Regions from separate parts of the Homo sapiens genome. Here region 2 is linked to region 1. Evidence: read pairs that join two places in POLR2A ChIA-PET (ENCODE). Cell type or tissue: Panc1. All regions are shown on one strand. Links, peaks and the distances in the headings refer to the core of each region. The heading gives the core; the rest is flanking DNA.

Evidence for each region. ChIA-PET counts read pairs that join two places held together with the same protein. Peaks named below come from ENCODE experiments on the same cell type or tissue, not always from the same donor. Only the 100,000 strongest peaks of a DNase experiment are listed, where the experiment ranks them.
Region 2: POLR2A ChIA-PET joins it to region 1 with 11 read pairs; 3 of 35 experiments call an interaction of 5 or more read pairs at or near these places.

What each region holds. Positions count from the first base shown.
Region 1 is chr12:112,053,080-112,056,419 of GRCh38, reverse strand. NAA25 (N-alpha-acetyltransferase 25, NatB auxiliary subunit) reads left to right here. Exons shown (of 24, transcript NM_024953.4): 14 at 1,852-2,032; 15 at 2,763-2,862. All of the region lies in intron 1 of LOC124903022 (a long non-coding RNA gene), which reads right to left. Among named protein-coding and RNA genes, the nearest start is that of MIR3657, 17 kb to the right of the region's middle. In Panc1, for the core only: no CTCF peak of the experiment used is centred there; no DNase peak of the experiment used is centred there.
Region 2 is chr12:112,369,336-112,372,675 of GRCh38, reverse strand. The region is part of intron 1 of HECTD4 (HECT domain E3 ubiquitin protein ligase 4); the gene reads left to right. Among named protein-coding and RNA genes, the nearest start is that of HECTD4, 11 kb to the left of the region's middle. In Panc1, for the core only: no CTCF peak of the experiment used is centred there; no DNase peak of the experiment used is centred there; H3K27ac peaks cover 420 bases.

The DNA of each region.
Region 1 (3,340 bases), core at 375-2,874:
ATGCCTGGCTAGTTTTTGTATTATTTATTTAGTTAATTTTAAATTTTTTTAAATTTTTTATTTATTATTAAATTTTATTTTTATTTTGAGATGGAATCTTAACTCCGTCCCAGGCTGGAGTGCAGTGGTGCAATCTCGGCTTACTGCAACCTCTGTCTCCTGGGTTCAAGCAATTCTTCTGCCTCAGCCTCCTGAGTAGCTGGAATTATAGGCACCCGCCACCACGCCCGGCTAATTTTTGTATTTTTAGTAGAGAAGAGGTTTTACCATGTTGGCCAGGCTGGTCTCGAATTCCTGACCTGAGGTGATCCGCTTCCCTGGCCTCCCAGAGTGCTGGGATTACAGGTGTGAGCCACTGTGCCCAGCCAGTTTTTGTATTTTTTGTATAGTTGGGGTTTTGCCATGTTTCCCAGGCTGGTCTCAAAGTCCTGGGCTCAAGCCATCTCCCTGCCTTGTCCTCCCAAACTGCTGGGATTACAGGCATGAGCTACTATGCCCGGCCTATCTTTCTTTTCTTCTGGAAAACAGCATATAGAATATTACCTTAAAATCTTACTGCATGGTGCTTTCATTTTTGCTGTTGTTACTGACTGTAAAAGTAGCTTGTATAAATTTTGGAAAGTAGTTTACTTAAAATCTCACTTTTTTGGACCTCAAAAGCACTCTTATCACTTTTGCATTTTTTTTTCTTTTTTTTTTTCCTTTTCTATTCTTGAGACAAAGTTGCACTCTGCTGCCAAGGTTGGAGTGCAGTGGCATGATCACAGCTCACTGCAGCCTCAACCTCCTAGGCTGAAGCAATCCTCCCAACCTCAGCCCTCCTGAGTAGCTGGAACCATAGGCAGTGTGCACCACCACATCTGGTTAATTTTTTCAAAAATGTTTTTAGTAGAGACGAGGTCTAGCTATGTTGTTCAGGCTGGTCTCAAACTTGTGGGCTCAAGTGATCCTCCCACCTCAGCTTCCCAAAGTGCTGGGAGTATAGGCATGAGCCACCATGTCCAGCTAACATTTTTGTTTGTTTTCTTCTTCTCTCTCTCTTTGTGCATATTTTAAGAGTTGAGATCAACTCTTTGTACTAACTTGAATTTTCTGTGTGTGTGTTTTACTGAACATTATTGCACATTTTCCTTTGTAATTAAAAACTCTTCATTAACGTCAAGTAGTTATATGACATTTCCATGTGTCGAAGTTACCATAATTTACCTACTCATCCTCCCATCATTACATCACTAGATAGTACGATAACTATTTTTGTATATAAAGCTTTATCTGTATTTCATAGTATTTTCTTTAGATGGATCCTAAAGAATAAGTAACTTAATCTTGAAGACTAGAGATACATGTACCTTTTGAAATTTCATAGACCCAAAAAAAGTATCATTTTAGTTTGATTATTGAGTAAATATTTTCAAACATCCTATTTGCCATTCTGTTAGTAGAGTTACATATGGAAGAAAAATGATGTCTATAGATAACATCTGTCTGGGGTTTTATAGAGGAAATCCTGCAGGGGCAAGGTGCTGAGCTCCAGTTTTCCTTCAAAGTCCATCTCTTCCCAGAATCTGAGATTCTGTGAGATTCTATAACATCCCCCCACAAGACCTGGCCACTTAAAATCTGCATCGTTTTTGCTGTGGGCATGTTTAAGAATAGACTTAACTATTGAAGGACTCTCTGTTGAGGCGAAATTCTCTATTTTGGTTACAGGTGTATATCTAAAATTTGTTCTCTGTCATTTAACTTCATTTATTGGGGGGGGTGATGATGTCAATAAGGTTTTGTTTTTTGTTTTTGGGAAGCTTTCATTTGCTGTCAAGATCAGTGGATAATGCTGTATTTTGGTTCTAGGTGATGAGACCACTGTGTGGCAGGCCCTGACTTTGCTGGAAGAGGGATTAACCCATAGCCCTTCCAATGCTCAGTTCAAATTGCTGCTTGTTCGAATCTACTGTATGCTGGGTGCATTTGAACCAGTGGTGGATCTTTACTCCAGCCTCGATGCTAAGCATATCCAGCATGATACCATTGGGTTGGTAGTATATACTCTGAATAATGAGCAGCCAGCTATACCAGTGTGGGGTACACAGGACTCTAACTTAGATTTTAAAGTTGATTGTGACATTAAGCCTTTCTGATTAAATAATAACCTGTTATGATCCATTGCAAACCAGAAAGATTTTTATATCTCCCAGCATTTTGTGGTAATTTGAAAATTTGCACAATTTAGAAATGTAAGAGAGTTTTCCCCAGAGATAGCAAACACCTATATACTTTGAACCCTTATTCTTAGCACACATTATTTTGAAGTGTTCATTTCCGCTTTGCAGTTGAAGTTGACACATGTAATTTATTTATTGACCTCAACAAAGTTTGAATTTGTATTTTGAACTTGTATTTAGACTACTCTTTATTATTATGCTAGTATCACTTAATGGCATTTTCTCTGTTTGTGGTGCTGTTTTAGGAAGACAGCATTATGTTCTGTTAGAACTTTTATGTGTCATTAATCATCAGAGTGTAAGAAAGCCTAGTTACAGAACTTTAGGTCTCCCACAAAACTGAGTTAACTTTTGGCTTTTTTTTTTTTTTTTTTTTAAATTTTAACTGGTGAATTAGATCATTTCTGTGGGAGTATGTTTTAGTGTTTTCTTATGCCTAGCTATTTTTTTGCCAAGTAATTTGAAGCGTAATATTTGTTACTTGAGCTAGGTAAGTAAGTATAACATGTCTTTTTTTTTCCTTCTTTCCTTCTGATCTAGTTATCTTTTGACCCGATATGCTGAATCTCTAGGTCAGTATGCTGCTGCGTCCCAATCCTGTAACTTCGCACTCAGGTTTTTTCACTCCAACCAGAAAGATGTAAGTGAAAAACTATTTTTTAACTGTGATCTTGTCTGCTGACTGCACACTATTGAGGAGCACGTCACCACATGTCACAAGTACACATGTTAAGGTGCACCATGCTGAACTAGCAAGTGCCCTTAGACCAAAGCTTACTGTCCAAGGCTGGTAGGGAGAGGTAGAGAGTTATTTGTGTTTGTTAGAATGGGCGTGTTTAATAGAATCCTTGGAAAGTTGCATTTAAAAACTGGTATTTACTGACTAGGAAGTGTTAGTCCTCTTAGACCTGGCTTTTAATCTCTAAGAGACTTTTCCAAGGGTATAAGAAACAGTCCATAAGCGTTCATAGCCTGGGATGCCGTGTAACATCCTGCAATAGCAGCTGCTCTCTGTTACTTTTATTTAACTCTGAAATGTATGTCCATTGTGCTCTTTGCCAAAGGTGAATGTACTTGTATTTTCTTAGAAAATTAAAAGGCATTCCGAGAAACCTAGG
Region 2 (3,340 bases), core at 558-3,057, 320 kb before region 1:
GGAGAATTGCTTGAGGCCAGGAGTTCAAGACCAGCCTGGGCAACATAGCAAGATCCCATCTCTACAAAACATTTTAAAATTAGCTAGACATGGGCCAGGTGCAGTGGCTCATGCCTGTAATCCCAGCACTTTGGGAGGCAGAGGTGGGCGGATCACACGAGGTCAGGTGGGCGGATCACGAGGTCAGGAGATCGAGACCATCTTCGCTAACACGGTGAAACCCCGTCTCTACTAAAAAAATACAAAAAATTAGCCGGGCATGGTGGCGGGCACCTGTAGTCCCAGCTACTCGGGAGGCTGAGGCAGGAGAACGGCGTGAACCCAGGAGGCGGAGCTTGCAGTGAGCCGAGATTGCGCCACTGCACTCCAGACTGGGCGACAAAGCGAGACTCCATCTTAAAAAAATAAAAAAAATTAGCGGGGCGTGGTTGGCTACTTGGGAGGCTGAGGTGGGAGGATCACTTGAGTCCAGGAGCTGGAAGAGGCAGTAAGCTATGATTGTGCCACTGTACTCCAGCCTGCATGACAGAGTGATTCCCTGACACCAAAATATTAAAAAAAAAAAAAAAAAGATGTGATTATGTTTAAAGTGTATTGACTCTCTTTATAAGGTGCTATGTTGCTTGGAGGTTATTTTATGCATATTCAGCCAGCTGCCTATTGTATTTGAAAGCAAAACTATCCCATCAACATAATTTTTTCTATAGTAGTGGAATCGTTTTTTGTTTGTTTGTTTGGTTGGTGATCCCTGCGGAATTTTCTTTTTTCTTTTTTTTTTTTTTTTTTTTTGAGACAGAGTTTCACTCTTGTTGCCCAGTCTGGAGTGCAACGGCACAATCTCGGCTTACCGCAACCTCCGCCTCCCGGGTTTAAGCGATTCTCCTGCCTCAGCCTTCCAAGTAGCTGGGATTACAGGCGCCCGCCTCCACGCCCAGCTCATTTTGTAGTTTTAGTAGAGACGGGGTTTCTCCATGTTGGTCAGGCTGGTCTCGAACTCCTGACCTCAGATGACTCGCTTGCCTTGGCCTCCCAAAGTGCTGGGATTACAGGTACAAGCCACTGTACCTGGCTGGAATTTTCTTTCCTTTTTTTTTCTTTTTGAGATGGAGTTTCTCTTTTGTTGCCCAGGCTGGAGTGCAATGGCGTGATCTCGGCTCACTAAAACCTCCGCCTCTTGGGTTCAAGCTATTCTTCTGCCTCGGCCTCCCAAGTAGCTGAGATTACAGGCATGTGCCACCATGCCCAGCTAGCTTTGTATTTTTAGAAGAGATGGGGTTTCACTACGTTGGTCAGGCTGCTCTTGAACTCCTGACCTCAGGTGCTCCACCCACCTCGGCCTTCCAGAGTGCTGGGATTACAGGTGTGAACCACCGCGCCTGGCTGGAATTTTCTTCCTTCTCAATTTGTTTGCAGTGTGGCTAGGCAGATGAGATAATAGATAGTCTCTGTTTCAGTTTTTCTCCAATTGTATACCTAAGGTCTTGCTAAATAAATCAGCTTTGATTATTATCTGTCTTCTTGGCTTCCATCTTTACTGTCATAAAATACTACCTGTTGGCTCGAGCTGCTGGGTGGGTGGTCATACATCTCTTCTTTCCTAGGTCTGAAGGTAACTGTGGTGTTAATTATGAAAGTACTGTCAATTGCCGAAAGTGCCCCATGCTTTCCCCTCCCCACCTTTCCCTCTTGTTTTACAACAGTGGTTGTGGGGTGAACACAAGGAGTGTAGTCTGCTTTACAAGATGTTTAGTCAATAGTTGTAGACAAATGTAAATAACAGCAGGTGATCAACTATGGGACAAATGCATAGGAGAGAAATTGCAGAAATTGTGTAACTTTTATTTTGATCCTGTATTTTAAGCACAGCTTATGTATCTATTAATTAAAAAAAAAACTATGAGTAGTACATGAATACATTCTTGACAAAACGGAAATAACAGGTAAAACTGAAGTCCCTTTTAAGCACCATCTCTAATTTGGATCTCTGTGTCCTTCTTGCCCTGGCTAAATTAGTGAAAATTTTTTCGTGTATATTCTTCAAGACCATTTTAAAATTTTGGTGTGTATATAACACATTCTATTTTTTTCTTTTTTACATAAAGATGTCATACTAGACATATCTTTCTGTAACTTGCTTTCTTTTTAAACTCAAGGATATGTTTTGATCATTCTGTGTCTCCATATATATATCTACCACATTATTTTTAAGTGCTGCACAAGACTCTAGAAATGCCACAGTTTTATTTAGACATTCCCTATTGATGAGTATCTTAGTTTCCTGTTGCCATGTTAACAGATTATCACAAATTTCGTGGCTTAAGGCAACATGGATTTATTCTCACATTTTTGGAAGTCAAAAGTTTGAAATGAGTCTCACTGGGCTAAAAGTCAAGCATTGGTAGGTCTGGTTCCTTCTGCAGGCTCTAGGGGAGAATCTGTTCCCATGCCTTTTCCACAGCTTCTTGTGGCCACTTGTATTTCTTGGCTTGTTGCTGTTTCCTCCATCTTCAGAGTATGTTACTGCAGTCTCTCATCTGTCATCACATCGCCTTCTCCTCTGACCCACTCTTCCCACATCCCTTTTATAAGCACCCTTGTGAGTACATTTAGGGCCCACCCAGATAATACAGGATAATCCCTCCATCTCAAGATCTTTAACTTAATCACATCTGCAAAGTCCCTTTTGCCATCTAAGGTCACATTTACAGGTTCCAAGGATTAGTAGGTGGACATTTTGGTGGACGCCATTATTCAGTTGAGCACGATGGGTATTTTGGTTGTTTTCAGTTTTTCACTCTTAAAAACAGTCCTTCAGTACAGATTCTTGCATGCCTGCTCATGCACACCTGAGATTATTTCGCTAGGGTAAGTGGAATTGCTGGGTCATTGGTGACAAATTAATTTTAATAGATACTACCAAATTGCCCTCCTGTGTGATTACCAATTATAGTCCCGGTATTAGTGTTTGATAGGACCTCTTTTCCGCACACCCTCTCAGAGGCCATTTTAGAACTCATAGGTTTGCTTAATTTGGCTGGGTGAGGTGGCTCACACTGTAATCCCAGCATTTTGGAAGGCTGAGGCAGGTGGATCACTTGAGGTCAGGAGTTCGAGTCCAGCCTGGCCAACATGGGAAAACCCCATCTCTACAAAAAATGTTTTAAAAATTAGCTGGGCGTGGTGGTGGGTGCCTGTAATCCCAGCTACTTGGGAGGCTGAGGCAGGAGAATTGTTTGCACCTCAGAGGCGGAGGTTGTAGTGAGCCAAGATCACACCACTGCACTTCAGTCTGGATGACAGAGCGAGACTCTGTCTCAAAAAAAAAAAAAAAAAAAGAAAT